Regions from separate parts of the Mus musculus genome. Here region 1 is linked to region 2. The links are chromatin loops, found by intact Hi-C in ENCODE. Cell type or tissue: left cerebral cortex. All regions are shown on one strand. Links, peaks and the distances in the headings refer to the core of each region. The heading gives the core; the rest is flanking DNA. Region 1 overlaps Prpf3 (pre-mRNA processing factor 3). Region 2 overlaps Setdb1 (SET domain, bifurcated 1).

Region 1 (8,336 bases), core at 108-8,107, 510 kb before region 2:
TCTTAAAGACTCATTTTAAAATTTTTATTTATGTATATTATATGTATGCACACAGGTGCCCACAAAGGTCAGAAGAGGGTGTCAGATCCCCTGGGGTTTGAGTTACAAGGAGTTGTGAGCCACTACATAGTTGCTGGGAACAAACTCTTGTTCCTGGAAGACAGCGCTCACTCTTAACCTCCAAATCATCTCTCCAGCCCTTGTTTTGGATTTTTGAGACCAGATCTTGCTACCAAGCCCAGGTTGTCTTCAAGCTCAGAGGTTCTCCTGGCCCGGCCTCCTGAGTGCTGAGATTCTAAGCATGTACCATCATCATACCCAGCTCTAAAGTGCTTTTGATACCTTGCATATCAGTTGCTTTTCCTGAGATACACACAAAAAAAGAAGCAGTGTCTGCTTGGGGTCTGTAGCCATGCTATATGACCAAGAAAAATAGAAATTCCTATCCCTTTTGTTTTTTGAACATTATAGAGTGATCAGAGAAAGCAGACTTAGTTCTTGACTTAAGTAGTTTGATATTTAGGAGTGAGGAGTTGCAAGAAATCAGTCACAGGTTACAAAATGTGAGTAGCAGTTTTGTATACATTTGCAACTGGTTACAGAATTTCAGACTTGTGTTAAACTTAAGAGGAGAGGATTAGACACGTACTGTACAGATCAACACAGTGAGGGTTGTGTTACAATAGTACATGCTGCTGTGAAGGCCAAGCTCAGGCTGTGAATGGACTAACTACATGGGGTGGGATAGTAGGAATGGTTTCTTGAGGGAGATATCTAGATAGCATGGGATATGGGTCCCATTTTTGGTCCATTCAAGTCCCCACTCCACACAATATATTATGGGAGAGTCCTTTTTCTTGAACTGTAGGAGTTCCAGGAAGCGCTCGCCCCTGGCTGAGGATATGTCCTTGCAAAACACGAGCCCTCCTAGTGAAGAGGGGATGTCACCCAAAGCCTACCACCGGTGTGTACATTTGCTTTTTCCCATTGTCCCTTCCAGTTGGCCACTCTTGGTCCTATTAAATTCATTTTGCAAATTAGTCAACATATTTGAGTTCCCATTGTATGATAAGAAGAAAATGTTATTGGGGAATACTAAACAAGAACAAGCCTCTTTTCTGGAAGAACTTAGATTTTAATTGGGAGAAAGTCTACCTAACACGTGGCAAACAGTGTCAGCAGTATAATGTGGTCTAATATGAGCCGAGCTCTAAGTGCTGAGAGGATGTGAAAGAACAGTTGGATCAGAGTGGGATGAGATGATGAGGAGAACTTCCTGGAGGAGGTGAGTTTTAGACAGGATTTGTGGGAAGGAGGAAGAGCATTACAAATGTAGGCAGTAGCACTGGCAAAGATCTTGAGATGGGAAAACTTATCAGAACATGGGAATGAAATTTGCTTGAGTGGGGTAAGAGAATGATGAAGTTGGGTGAGATGGTCCACTTGGAGGAGTATCTAGAGACCCTGCTTCTTGCAAGTAGTTATTTGAAAGGTTGTCATATCCCCTGGGAAACCACAGGATGCTGGTAGGGTTGGGATGGTTGTTCCTTTCCCCTAGGGAGGGGTGCAATTCTTCTTTCATCTTGGGTTCCTTTAGGAGGTGTTTGGTGATGACTCTGAGATCTCAAAGGAATCATCGGGGGTAAAGAAGCGGCGGATACCCCGTTTTGAGGAGGTAGAAGAGGAGCCAGAGGTGATCCCTGGACCTCCATCAGAAAGCCCTGGCATGCTAACAAAGCTCCAGGTTAGTTAAAAGAAGCAAAGGGATTTTGTGAGTTGTGGCACCAGGCTCACAGTGATCATGATTTGAGTTTGTGTTAACCATTTGAGGAAGTTTTACTTTTTCCTTTATATTTTAGCAGTCTTTGGTTTGATCAGAAGTAGCCCAGCTAAGGATTATTGACACTGTATTTATTGAGCACCTAGTGTGTTACTTCATCGTTTGCCCAGTTGTCTGCCTCATCAATGTTGGAAAATGAAATGAAATGATAGCACTTAGCTTGACTATATCTTTAGAGCTTCTTTCTGCTCTTCGTTAGAACATAACAAGCATCGAAAGAGGCCTTGCACCATTGCCCATGCATACCTACAGTAGGAATTCAGGGGCTGATAACATGATCATTAACATTTTTAAAGACAAAGTCTTGCTGTTACCCTAGCTGGCCTCAGACTCAGATCTGCCTGCTAGTGCTTCCCAAGTGCTGAGATTAAAGGTGTATGCTACCATGCCTGGCTGATAACCATGATTTTTAAACATAGTATGAATTTTTATGTGCATGCAGGAACCTGTGGGAGTTAGAAGTATCAGATACCCTAGAACTGGTTAGAGATGGTTGTGAGCCACCATATGGATGCTGGGACCTGAACTCAGGTCCTAAACAAGAGTGATTGGTGCTTTAGCTGTGAACCATCTCTACAGCCTCCCTGTCCACTTGAATGTAGGAATGAATGTTAGGAAGTGTGCATGTACTGCTTCCCCTCTTTTAGATTGATGAGAGGTTAAGGTATTAATGCCTTATCCAAAGAAATACAGGCAGAAAGTGTGGTACAGTTCTAACCTCATATTGTCTGAGTCTCAGTCACATATACTACCTAATATATCAATCCTAACATGGGGGGAAAAGATTGAAAAATTCTAGTGCTTAAGGGTATAGGCTTATCTTTAGCAAATTTTCTTGTCTATGGTATAGATAATATATTTATTGTGGAGACATTCACAATCTTTTAGGTCTCTAGAACTGAATGCTTTTTAATTTAGGAACATTTATGGGAGGAAATAATCTTTTCCACCTTTTCCCTCTGGAGAACAGATCAAACAGATGATGGAAGCAGCAACACGACAAATCGAGGAACGGAAAAAACAGCTGAGCTTCATCAGCCCCCCTGCACCTCAGGTATGGTGCCTGATTGCTCGGAAAAGAAGAGTTAGCACAAGGTTGTTGTCATTCATCCACATGAGAGGCCGGAAAGGGCTCCAGTTGTCCACCATAATCTGCCATGCTGTGTATGTATCTGTATGCCTATCACACACTCTCTGATTTCTTTTAATCTCTTGTCTTATAGCCAAAGACACCTTCTTCTTCCCAACCAGAGCGACTTCCCATCGGCAACACTATTCAGCCCTCCCAGGCCGCTACCTTTATGAACGATGCCATTGAGAAGGCGAGGAAAGCTGCCGAGCTGCAAGCCCGAATCCAGGCCCAGCTGGCGTTGAAGCCAGGGCTTATTGGCAATGCCAACATGGTGGGCCTAGCTAATCTCCATGCCATGGGCATAGCTCCACCGTGAGTATCTTTCACACAGTCCCATATCACTTCTAAAAGTTCTGGGGTAGTTATTTAAAGGTAATTTACTTGAATATTACTAACTTTTTTTTAAAAGACGTATTTATTTTATTTATTTTATGTACGAGTACACTGTCCTGTCTTCAGAAACACCAGAAGAGGGCAGTGGATCCCATTACAGATGGTTGTAAGCCACCATGTGGTTGCTGGGAATTGAACTCAGAACCTCTGGAAGAGCAGTCAGTGCTCTTAACTACTGAGCCATCTCTCTAGCCCGTTACTGACTTTTTTAAACTCAAAGAACATTAAATAATTTCTTAAAAGTTTCCCTTTCTTTTTTTGGTTTTTCGAGACAGGGTTTCTCTGTATAGTCTTGGCTGTCCTGGAACTCACTTTGTAGACCAGGCTGGCCTCGAACTCAGAAATCCACCTGTCTCTGCCTCCCAAGTGCTGGGATTAAAGGCGTGCGCCACCACCGCCTGGCAAGTTTCCTATTTTTAATAAATGATTTTAATTCAGTTACATTTTTTGGCTTTATTGTAGTTTGTTGTCTGCTTATAACTGATAGAACTAAAATAATACTTTTCACTTAATAATGGAGGTAAGAATAGAATCAGATTTCTTGGCTTATTACTTAAGAGCTTCAGCCATTAACCAGTATTGGTCGAGACCATATGTTAGATGGGTGGCACATGGTGGTACATGTCTGCAACTCTGTTACTCAGGAGGGAGAAGCAAGAGTAGTGAGGTAAATATGAATCTAGACTAGTCTACCTAACAAGTTCTTAGCAAGTCAGAACTACATAGCAAGACCCTGTCTCGTTTGTGATTGTTCTGGCATCCCAAGACTAATTCAAGAACTTAGGAACAGATGATAGAGTTGCTTCCCATGCATCCCAGTGGTAGAACATCTGCCTAGTATGCAGGAGGCCTTGGGCTCTCAGACTCTTGAACCACCACAAAAGGGGTGGGGGTGGAGGGAAATGACCTGGAAGATGGTTCAATGGTTAAACTACTGGCTGCTCTTCCAAAGGATTCAGGTTCAATTCCTAGTATCCACATGGTAGCTCACAATTGTTTGTAACTCCAGTTCTGCAGGATTCAACACACTTACATAGACATACATGTAGGCAAAACACCAGTGCACGTGAAATAACAACAAAAGAAGCAGGGGTGAGGGTAGGGGTGGAAAGGTGGCTAAGTAGTTAAGAACACTTGCTGCTATTCCAGAGGACCAAGGTTTGGTTCCCAGCACCCACAGGTTGGCTAACAGCCATCTGTAAGTCCGGTTCTAGAGGACTTGAAAATAAATTTTGAAAAAAAGAGAAGAATTTGGGAATAAAATAAGATTAGATAATGGCCAAGTGGTAGTGGTGGCACATATAATTTCAGTACTTATGAAGCAGAGGCAGAGGCAGGGAATCTCTGAGTTTGAGGCTGGTCTGCTTGGTCTACATAATCTGGTCTATATCCTGTAAGTTCCAGGATAGCCAGGAGGAAAAAAAAAGTATGATTTTAGAATTAATTTCGTTAGATTATGCCCTGTATCTAAGTACTTAATTTGATGTATTTTTTATGGTAACCCATGAACTTGAATATTCTGTACAAATGCTCTAATACTGAGTGAGTTATATCCTTAGCCAATACTGAGATATATCTTCAGCCTGGTTTGATGTTTTATATTAACTCTTAGCTAAAAAGCAGAACTAATTTACATTGGTTTTGGTTTTTGTTTTTTTTTTTTACTGTTTTGTTGTTGTTGTTTCAAGATTTATTTATTTTATGTGTATGAATATTTTCCTGCAGGTATATCTGTGTAGGTCATGGGTAAATAGTGTCATCAGAGGTCGGAAAGAGGCATAGGATTCCCTAGAACTCAAGTTACAGACAGCTGCAAGCCCCAAGTGGGAGCTGAAACTCAAACCCAGGTCCTCTGCTAGAGTATCCAGCACTCCTAACTGTCCCCTTACTCTGATTTTTTTTTTTAATGGAGATTTTATAAAGCACTGACAAGATTGCCTTCCCTAAGGTTAATTTACAGTTGTCTTTGATAATTTTGACTCCTTTTGTTTTCTGTTGGGTTTTCCTTGCTTCAAGGTTCTATGTAGGATTTATTTCTCTGAGGGATGTTTTGTTTTTTCAGGAAAGTAGAGTTAAAAGACCAAACTAAGCCTACCCCATTGATCCTGGACGAGCAAGGCCGCACTGTGGATGCGACAGGCAAGGAGGTGGAGCTCACACATCGCATGCCCACCCTGAAGGCAAACATTCGGGCTGTGAAGAGGGAACAGTTCAAGCAGCAGCTAAAAGAAAAGCCATCAGAAGACATGGAGTCTAATACCTTTTTTGACCCCCGAGTCTCAATTGCCCCTTCCCAGCGCCAAAGACGCACTTTTAAATTCCATGACAAGGGCAAATTTGAGAAAATTGCTCAACGATTACGGACAAAGGTAATTTAGAAGCTCAGAAGCTGACACAAAGACACTTTTAGGTCCATATTTTTGGGAAATAGAAACATAATTTAAAACAGTGTAATTGGTTTAAGTGCTATATTCTTAGACTATTTATTGTTTACTCGGTTTCTCTTCCTGACTGCTTTCTGCTTGTATAGAGCACTCCCCATTGACCAACAGTTGAGGAAAACAGTTCAAAGCCAGTTTCCTGACTTCTTTTGATGAATGATAACCTGATGTTAGAATTTACTACAGAAAATCTACGTGCTTGGGAGAGTTGGATTGAATGTAGTTAATTAAATAGTCCCTTTTGTCTTCTCAGAATGAGGTTTTCGTAGAATCCCACTAATGTATATCTACAGTATGAGTGAAAGGAGAGACAAGAGTCAGAGGACTAAGTAAACTGCGTAAAAAATAAGGCAGTTTATCTTTCAAATCCTTTAGAAGTTGTGAATTCATTACATTAGGTATTAGAATTTAATAAGGGTTAAATTTGTTATTAAATTTGTAACTCGACAACTTTCCTTTGCTCCAACTTACCTTCCTATCTTGTTTGATCTTGCTCTTAGGCTCAATTGGAGAAGCTGCAAGCAGAGATTTCACAAGCTGCTAGAAAAACAGGCATTCATACTTCGACTAGACTTGCCCTCATTGCTCCCAAAAAGGAGCTAAAGGAAGGCGATATCCCTGAGATTGAGTGGTGGGACTCGTACATCATACCCAACGGCTTTGACCTGTGAGTGTTAAATGCCAAGAGAAAGGTGCTACAGACACCTCAAATACCACTTTAAATGCAAAGGGAATAGATAACTACACAACAGATTTTCAAGCTGTCTTGAGTTATATTTAGCTTTTGGGGTTAGTTTACCAAAATCAGAGACAAATAATGCAAAGTGAGTCTGAAAAACATATTTACTTCTTTATTTTTGCAGTGCTGGCAATGAACCCAGGGCTTATTTTATCTTGCCATATTTTCAAGTTTTATATTTTTTCTTACTATGTATTCTATATATTTTACATGTTTATAATGATCCATTTATAGGTCTAGGGACCTAGTTCAGTGGTTGAACATGTGCCTAGTATATGGAAGGCACTTAGGTCTGATCTCCAGAACTGCAAAAAAAAGAAAAGAAAAATGTTTATTGTTGTTTTTTTTCCCCCTTTAAATTTGTTTAGTTGTGTGTGTCTGTCTGTGTGCTCATACACATGCAGGTGTACATGCCCGTGTATAGAGCTCAGTGGACAGTTTTGTCAGTCTTTCCTTCTGCATTATTGAGATGGGTGTGTGGGGATGGGGGTGGGGGGTCACTCTTGTTGGCTCCAGTGTGTTACACATAGGATTTGGCCAGCCCATTCACTTTTTCCAGTTCCCATTTAGTTGTAAGAATACTGGAATTTCAGATGTGTGCCATTACAGCCAGCTTTTTTTTTCCTATTGTATGTGTGTGAATGGGTTTTTTGTTTGTTTTGTTTTTTTAAGATTTATTTATTTTATGTATGTGAGTACACTGTAGCTGTCTTCAGACACACCACAAGAGGGCATTGAGTCCCATTACAGATGGTTGTGAGCCACCATGTGGTTGCTGGGACTTGAACTCAGGACCTCTGGAAGAGTAGTCAGTGCTCTTAACCACTGAGCCGTCTCTCCAGCCCATGTGTGAATGTTTTGCCTGAATAGCCTGCATGTGTATGTATGTGCACCACATGTTTCCTTAGTGCTTGAGGAGGTCAGAAAAGAGGGTCAGATCCCCTGGACCTGGAGTTAGACCTTTTGACAAGTCATTGTGTGAGTGCTAGGAACTGAACCCAGGGCCTCTGGAAAAGCAGAAGTGGGTTATTTTGGTCGGTTGGTTAGTTAATTGGTTTTGCTTTTTTGTTGTTGTTGTTTTTTTTATTTTTTGATGGCTTTATTGTTGTTGGGTGTTTTGGGTTTTTTTTTTTTGACATGTTTTTTCTAGATATCCCTGAAAACTTTGTAGTGGTGTTCAACACCACCTCCCAGCCTAGTAGAATAGAAGTGTTTTTAGCCATTGAGCTATCTCTCTGGTCCTCTTGCTTTATTTAGTAATTGATTACTTTTCATTCTTTTTTTTTTTTTTTTTAGGTTTGTAGTGGGATTCTCTGTTTTTGTTTTTGTTTTTTTATAAGATTTATTTATTTTATATATAAGTACACTGTAGCTGTCTTCAGACGCACCAGAAGAGGGCACCACTGGATCCTATTACAGATGGTTGTGAGCCACCATGTGGTTGCTGGGAATTGAACTCAGGACCTCTGCAAGAGCAGTCAGTGCTCTTAACCACTGAGCCATCTTTCAGCTCTCATTCTTTTTCTTTTCGTAGGTTTGTTTTTTGTTTTGCAGGGAGAGATTTTGATATAGAGTCTCACTATGTAGCCATGGCTGACTTGAAACTTACTATGTAGAGTGTCCTTAAACTCAAAGACATCCACCTGTCTCTGTCTCTGTCTCCTGGGTACTAAGATTAAAGGTGTGTACTGTCACTCCTGGCATTTTTTTGAAGTATCAGTAATACACTATAGTAGCACTCAGAACCTCATGCAATTTAAGTAAGTGCTTTACTACAGAATTATATCCCTA
Region 2 (8,336 bases), core at 163-8,162:
ATAAATAGGAAGTAGATTTTATGTAGTCTTTTAAATTTTTTCTTTTTTGGGGGGGATGTTATATGTCTTAGATCAGGAAAAAACAGAATTTCAAAGATTTCAAAGACCAATTAGGTAATTTTAAGAGAATACATGAGAAGTAATGGGAGGTAGGCCTTGCACTAGAATGGAAATGACAGTAGAAATTAAGGAGGATAGGGATGGGTGTGTAGCCCAACAGAGGGCATGGTTAATATGCACCAAGAATGAAGTAATAAATGAGAGCTATTGGGTGCATTAGAAAGTACAGCTATATAGAGAAATTTTGTTGGTTGATTGGTTGGTTTTTCAAGATAGTGTTTCTCTGTGTAGCTCTGGCTTCCTGGAATTCACTTTGTAGGCCTGAATGACCTCAAACTCAGAGGTCTACCTGCTTTGCCCCCTGAGTGCTGGGATTAAAGGTGTGTGCCATCATGCACAGTAACATATAGAACTTGATAAACGACTAGAGAGTGGAATGAAAGAAGTAGAATGGAGGACAGTTCCCAGATGTTTGGCTTGAGGAAACAACTGGTCATTGATGCTGAGTTGGAAAACCAAAAGGTGCACAGCTGAGTGTGGTTTCACCTTGTTTTCAGCCATATTAAATTAGGCAGTCCAAATACAAATGTGAAGAAGATGGTAACATTTCTGGAGCAGGATGTACATGGTGGTGCATAAATCATTAAATCAGTATTCCCAGAGGCAGAGGCAGACCTCTGTGAGTCCAAGACTAGCCTGTTTAACATTTGAGAACATTAAAAACAAATAGATAAAAAAGATTTCTGGAGCAAAGTTAAGGGCTAGACAAAAAGACCTGGGAGTCCTAAGTAGAGAAACAATAAATTTGAATGAATGCCGTATTTGGGGTTTGCATCAATATCTGAGACTCAGGACAAGTTTGAAAGAAGAAATAGAGTGAGAATGGAAAATAGTCCGGCAAACTATACATGGAATAAGAACCCAGTCCTTGAGTGTACAGGGAAAGGGAAAAACATACATAAGATTACTTCATTTTTCATAATCAAAGGGTCTACCTTTAAATTGAAAGGTATGCTTACTCTGGAGGTGTAGCTTGGTGATAGAGCACTTGCCCATCCTGTATGAGGCCCTGGGTTCAGTTCTCAGCATAATAAACCAAAATAGATTCCCACTAAGACATAATTAGAGCCAGGTGGTGATTGTAAACACCTTTACTTGAAGCATTCTAGATGCAGAGGCACATGGAACTCTGTCTACTAAGCAAGTTCCAGGACAGCCAAGAATACACAGAAAAGCCTTGTTTTGAAAAAAGAGAATCGCCGGGCAGTGGTGGTGTACACCTTTAATCCCAGCACTCGGGAGGCAGAGGCAGGCAGATTTCTGAGTTCGAGGCCAGCCTGGTCTACACAGTGAGTTCCAGGACAGCCAGGACTATACAGAGAAACCCTGTCTCGAAAAACAAACAAAAAGGAGAATCAAAGGTTATGGTATATAGCTTAATAGAATGATTGCCTAGTGTCCACAGAGTCTTGGGTTCCAACACCAGCACAAAATAAACTGGTTGTAGACATGGAGACTGGAGGATCTGAAGTGTGAGTTCATCCTCAGCCTCATAGTAATATCAAGTCAACCTGGGTACATGAGACTCTGTCCCTCCAGTTCCAGGGCTTCCTTCTAGAGCACTGTACTCAGCTGTGTTTGTGTTGATGCGTGTGGGTGCAGTGGGTGAGAATCTATAATCTCAGAATTCAGGAAGCATACACTGAAGTATCTTTGGAAGCTGAAAGCCAACCTGGTCTACCTAGTGAGTTTTAGGACAGTCAGAGCTACATATGCAATCTGTTTCTGTCAAAGAGAAACAAACATGACTAGGGGCTGGAGAGATAGCTCAGTGGTTAAGAGCACTACCTTCTCTTCCAGAGGACTGAGGTTAAATTCTCAACAACCACATAGAGGAAAGTTAATCAGGAAAGCATGTGATCCAGAAAACAGTAGACCCAACCAAAAGGACAAATGAAGGAAATGTCAAATATGCTGCTGAGGGGACGGTCTCACAGGGTCACATGGCACTTCATGTGGAGACCCAGCAGTGCTCAAGTAGGACAGATAACTGCTGGGGTGGCTTCCTGGGAAGATGAGTTCATGGCAAACTTGAGAGGAGATTTAGACTGTTGGGGAATTAGTTAATTTGCGTTGAACATAGAGAAAACAAAGCAGAGAACAGCTGACTGGTAGTATGTACCTATCATCCTATCTTGTTTTGGTTTTGGTGTTTTGAGGTAGAGATCTGCCTTCCTAGTGCTGGGAGTAAAGGCATTTCTACTGCCTAACTTCCTTACATAATTGAAAAATATTCCCAAGCCAGGTATGACAGCACACACTTATACTATAATCCTAATGCTTAGAAGGCTAAAGCAAAATAATGGCAAATTCAAGGCCAGCCCAAGCTACAACAAACAACAACACAGGTCAGGGATGGTTGTGCATGCCTGTTAATCCAAAACTCAAGAGTATTGTCAGGATCAAGACCAAGCTGTGCTGGTGAGATGGCTCAGTGGTTAAGAGCACTGACTGTTCTTCCAGAGGTCCCAAGTTCAATTCCCAGAAACCACATGGTGGTTCACAACCATCTGTAATGGGATCTGGTGTGTCTGAAGACAGTGACAGTGTACTCATATACATAAAGTAGATAAATCTTTTTAAAAGAAAAAATACAAAGCCACCTTTGCCTGTGCAGCTGATCCAAAGACAGGGCAGCCTGTGTTACATGAAATGAGATCCTGTCCAGAAGAGCTTAAAAAAAATAGAGAAAGAAAAGAAAAATGTTGAGAGTATAGCTTAATGCAGTGCTTGCCTAGTGTTCATGTAGCAGTAGGTTTGATCCACAGTACTGAATATGTGTAGTACATACCTATAAGGCCTCCTGAAATCACACCATTCTAGAGGAGGAAACATATAAAAAACATAGACATTTTTAAATCAAAATACAAATTGGACTGCTGCTCATGGCCTTTCATCCTAGCACTGAGGAGGCAGAGGCAGGCAGATCTCTGTGAGTTCCAGGACAGCCTGGTTTATAGGAAATCTTTGGTTATTAGTTAGTTTTGCTTTTGTTGTCTCTGGTTTTGAGTTAGGGATAGAACCCAAAGCCTTGTTCAGTGTTTTGAATGTGAATGTTTACCACAGGTTCCAATCTTTGGTGGAACTGTTTGTTAAGGATTAGATGTGGCCTTGTTGGAGAAGATATGTCACTAGGGGTGGTGAGGTGTTAAAAACCCATGCTATTCTAGTTAGTGTTTTCTCTCTGCCTGATGTAAGCTCTCAGCTACTGCTCCAGTGCCATGCCCCACAACATAATGGTGGTGGACTCAGCTGCAAAAAAAAAAAAAAAGATTTATATATTTTATTTATATGAGTACATTTTGCTCAGGACCTCTGGAAGAGCAATCAGTGCTCTTAACCACTGACTCATCTCTCCAGCCCCAGATGCTTTCTTTTATATGTTGAGGTGTATGTTTGTAGCAAGAGAAAAGTAACTTAAGATTACCACTTAGGGGGCTGGAGAGATGGCTCAGCAGTTAAGAGCATCTTCTTGAGGTCCTGAGTTCAATTCCCAGCAACCACCTGGTGACTCACAACCATCTGTATTGGGGATCCGATGACCTCTTCTGGTGTGTGAAGATAGCGACAGAATGCCCACATACATGAAATAAATAAAATAATTTTTGCTAAACTTTAAAAAAAATGACTACCATTTAACTACATATCCAGTCCTACACTACAAGAAACAGACTTTACCTTCTCTCTTTAAAAAATAAAAGGGGGGCTGGAGAGATGGCTCAGAGGTTAAGAGCACTGACAACTCTTCCAAAGGTCCTGAGTTCAATTCCCAGCAATCACATTGTGGCTCACAACCATCTGTAGTAGAATCCGATGCACTCTTCTGGTGTGTCTGAAGACAACTACAGTGTACTCATATAAAAAAAAATAATTAATTAAAAAAAAAAAACAGAAAAAGACTTCAGTTCTTTTTTTAGACAAGTTCTCCATCTTTAGTCTAGGGCTGTCGTTGAAACTTGCTATCTACCTAGCTTGGTCTCCCAAGTGCTAGAATTACAAGCCTGCAGAAATATATATCTAGCAAAAATATTTCTGAATAAGTATAAATATATGTCACTCATATTTAAAACTATTAGTTCCCCAATACACATTGATTTCATTCTAACCTTTGACTTGGAAAACACTGTACTCTCTAGCCTACTTCTCTCCCTCTAAAGTTGTTTGAAGTGTGTTTATATCCATTACTTCCTAGATCCATTTCACGCTGTGTTTTTTTTTTTTTTTTTTTTTTTTTTTAGCCTACCTCTGGTGGTTTTGTGCAGGAGATGTGTTCTTGGCACCCTCCACTGCTTTTGTTTGGCTGGCTTTAACCTTGATCTCTCAGTTTCAGTCTCCAGTCTTCAACCTGTCCCTGGGTACTTGAAAAGTAGGCCTTTTCCCCTGGGAGTTTGTTTTGTTTGTTGGACATGGCCTCCATTGCTAAACCAGCTTCCATCTCACTGTATAGCCAGTGGTAACTTTGAATTCTTCATTCTTCTGTGTCTACCTCAAGTGTTGGAATTCTAGGCATTTAACACACACATAGTATATACTCTGTTTTCACTCTCTCGTTCTCTTTTACAGCACCACAATTGTACTTTTTATAAGTATTTCTAACAACTTCCTTGACTCAATTGTGGGATCTTTTTTTCACATTAATATAAGCTTACATTTTATCCAATCCCCACCCCACCCCCATCCCACTACCTAGTGCAGTGTTACAGAGTAGCCACTGAAAGACATTTTAAGGAATGAATAAATGATACTTAGTATAGTTACTCTGATGGCTTCCTGTGCTGATAACAAATATGAATAGCCCCCTAATTCCCAATAGGCTTTCCCTAGGTATGGCCTAGAATTCACTATGTAGTGCTGAGATTAAAGGCATGCACCACTATACCCAATTGGCTTTTTTTTTTTTTTTTTTTTTTAATTTGACATGGCCAGGGATAGTGGCCACATCTTTAGATTTATTTATTTTATGTATATGAGTACACTGTTGCTCTCTTTAGACACACCAGAAGAGGGCATCAGATCTCATTACAGATGGTTGTGAGCCACCATGTGGTTGCTGGGAATTGAACTCAGGACCTCTGGAACAGTAGTCCATGCTCTTAACCACTGAGCCATCTCTCCAGCCAGCCAGCCCCCCCACACCCCGAATAGGCTTTTAAGGATGCACACAGTAAAGCAGTACCCAGGAGAGGTGCTGATGTGTGATACTCAGTTTCTGCAAATTGCTCAAACTTTAGTCCTGTTAATGCATTTTTGTCTGTGTATCTCACAGTAATCCCACTCCATGTTTTGTGTTGTTTTATTTTTCTTTTTACTTATTTTTGTGGTGCTGGCAGTCAAACCCAGGAACCTCAACAGTCCTTTCTAAAGTTGGGGTAGAAAATTAATCTTTATTTTTATTTTATTGTTGAATTGTTTTAGATTTACTCTTACTTTGCATGTATGTCTTACATACACGCATGTATATGCACTATGTGTATGCCTTTTGGATCCCCTGGAATTGGGTTTACAAATGGTTCTAAGCTACTATCTGAATGCTGTGAACTGAACCCAGGTCCTCTGTAAGAGCAACAAGTGATCCTAACTGCTGAGCCATCTCTCCAGCCCCTTGTATTTTGAGACAGGTTCTCAGATAGCCCTGGTTGACTTTGAATTCTCAGTGTTGCCAAGGATGGCCTTGAGTTTCTGAAACTCCTGCATTCACCACCTAAATTCTGGGCTTTCAGGAATTTACCACCATCACCAGTGTATGCAGTGCTAGGATCTAATTCAGGGTCTTGCACACACATTACATAACTAAGCTACATCCCCTGCCCTCGTGGATCTGTGTAGTCTGATGGTAGTGCATATGTAAATCAGAGATCAATATACTACGTCTTTTCTCTTTACCTCCCTTCCTTCCCCCTCAGGGTTTCTCTGTGTAGTCTTGGCTGTTTAGAGTGTTAGCCTCTGCCTCTGCCTCCAGAATGCTGGGATTAAAGGTATACACCAGCAACAACTGGCAAGTATTTGTACTTTTTATCAGGAAGTTTTGTTTTATATTATATTTTCACAGTTTTGAGACAGGATCTCTCTTTGTAGCCTTCACTGTGCTATAGAACTCAAGTGTGTTGACCAGGCTGGCATTGAACTCAGATCACCTGCATCTGTCTCACATATTTTCTCTTTTCTTCAGTTGTTGAATTGGTAATATGAGGTCAAAATTACTATGATCCTTTTCTTTGTGCATTCCCAATGTTTGAACACAACTTTTTAGTTGTTTGTTTTTTTTTTGTTTTTTTTTTTTTTCTTCTCGAGATAGGGTTTCGCTGTATAACCCTGGCTGTCCTGGACTCTGTAAACCAGGCCTCAAACTCAGGATCTGCCTGCCTCTTCTTCCCAAGTGCTGGGATTAAAGGCGTGCGCCACCACTGCCGGTTAACACAACTCTTGTTAAATAAATGTTTATTGAAAACAACGTATTGGCACATGCCTTTAATCCTAGCATTTGGAAGGTAGAGATAAGTTACTGTCTGGGTTCTAGGCAAGCCTAGTCTATGTAGTGAGTTCCAGATGGCCCTGTCTCAAAAAAAAAAAGTAAGCCAACCCCCACCCTAAAAAAATGTTTTCTGAAAGAGTATCAGCTTTATGCTAACAAAAGAATTGTACCAATATTATTATAATTTTCTTATCTATTTCCTTTTGGTATATATAATCTGGCTTCTGCTTTTCTTCTGTATCTGTTTCTAGATGTCAGTTTTTTATTACATTCATGGGGTGGGGGCAGGTGTGCATAGATCAGAAGACAGCTTGGAGGAATTGGTTCTCTCCTTCTACCTTGTGGCCTCCAGAGGTTGAACTTAGGTCATCAGTCTTGGTGAAAAGTGCTTTTACCCAATAAGCTGGCTCACCAGCTTCCCTACTTGTATCAACTGAGACAACCTATAAACTTACATCTGCAGTCTGAATCACCTCATTGTTTGCTAATCCTTTCTCCAGGGGTTAGGCACTCTGTCACTTATTATCTACAGTATTACTGTGAATATTGTGAAACACTTTGCCTTCTGAATTATGTTCTTGGTCTTTATTTTCACATGAGTCCAAGAGGATAGAGGAATCACTCCAAAAATCCACTATCTCGGGTCACTACCTACTTGATGATCTTTGCTTGTGACATGTGTTAGAGATTTAAGTCTATCAGTAACTGTGTCATTGACTGTATTCTAACCTCCCAGGGTTTATGAGTGTAACAAACGCTGCAATTGTGACCCAAACATGTGCACAAATCGGTTGGTGCAGCATGGTCTGCAGGTTCGACTACAGCTGTTTAAGACACAGAACAAGGGCTGGGGTATCCGCTGCTTGGATGATATTGCCAAAGGCTCTTTTGTCTGCATTTATGCAGGTTAGTGATTAAAAAAGGGGTTTTACCCTATGAGGTTTGGGACATGGAAGGTCAAGGAAAAGTTGAACATAGCAAAGTGTTAGTGGGTATGGTAGCACATGTCTATAATCCAAGCACTCAGAAGATGAAAACAGAAAACTTTAAGAGTAGGAGATAACCTGGGCTACAGAGTTAGATTTTACCTCACAAAAAAAAAACAAAACAAAACAGTGTTTGAGGAGTGGAAATGTAGCTCAGGAGAACAATGCATGCTTAGTTTTCAGGAGGTGCTGGATCACTCCCTAACATTAAAAAAAAGAAAGGATGGATGGATGCATAAAGTGTTTGACAGTTGAACTGGGAATAAGAGGAGGTGGGAATCTCTTCTATAAAGGACATGATAAGTGATATATACCTGAATAGGTAGGACCAGAGAGGGGCAAAGGTACTTCTTAAACAGTAGAAGGGAATCAGATTTTGGCTATTGATGTTTCTTTCAGTGAGAGACATCATTTAATTGTATTATTTTCTCCGAGAGATATTTTAACCCAGGAAGTACCAAGGAGGTAAACAAAAGAAAAAAGAAAAAAAAAAATTGGGAAGGGCAAAGCAACAAGCTGCAGTGACATTGACTTAATGTCAGAGGCAAAGGTGGCAAAGTAAGCATATAATAGATTTACCCTGCTGGTGGGTGTAGTACTGATGAAGACCATCAATTCTCTTGATTCTCAGGCAAAATCCTGACAGATGACTTTGCAGACAAAGAAGGCCTGGAGATGGGTGATGAGTACTTTGCAAATCTGGACCACATTGAAAGTGTGGAGAACTTCAAGGAAGGATATGAGAGTGATGTCCCCAC

Evidence for each region. A loop is a pair of places that touch in the nucleus more often than their neighbours do. Peaks named below come from ENCODE experiments on the same cell type or tissue, not always from the same donor. Only the 100,000 strongest peaks of a DNase experiment are listed, where the experiment ranks them.
Region 1: a loop joins it to region 2, with 6 times the contacts of the local background. A loop is called at or near these places in 14 of 42 quality-filtered maps.

The regions. Positions count from the first base shown.
Region 1 is chr3:95,842,323-95,850,658 of GRCm38, reverse strand. It overlaps Prpf3 (pre-mRNA processing factor 3), which reads left to right. Exons shown (of 16, transcript NM_001316751.2): 4 at 1,598-1,744; 5 at 2,811-2,894; 6 at 3,064-3,284; 7 at 5,428-5,734; 8 at 6,307-6,473. Among named protein-coding and RNA genes, the nearest start is that of Prpf3, 9.4 kb to the left of the region's middle. In left cerebral cortex, for the core only: a CTCF peak has its summit at 7,946 (motif pointing right); no DNase peak of the experiment used is centred there.
Region 2 is chr3:95,327,710-95,336,045 of GRCm38, reverse strand. Setdb1 (SET domain, bifurcated 1) reads left to right here. Exons shown (of 22, transcript NM_018877.3): 15 at 7,329-7,498; 16 at 8,210-8,336. Among named protein-coding and RNA genes, the nearest start is that of Cers2, 17 kb to the right of the region's middle. In left cerebral cortex, for the core only: a CTCF peak has its summit at 5,106 (motif pointing right); no DNase peak of the experiment used is centred there.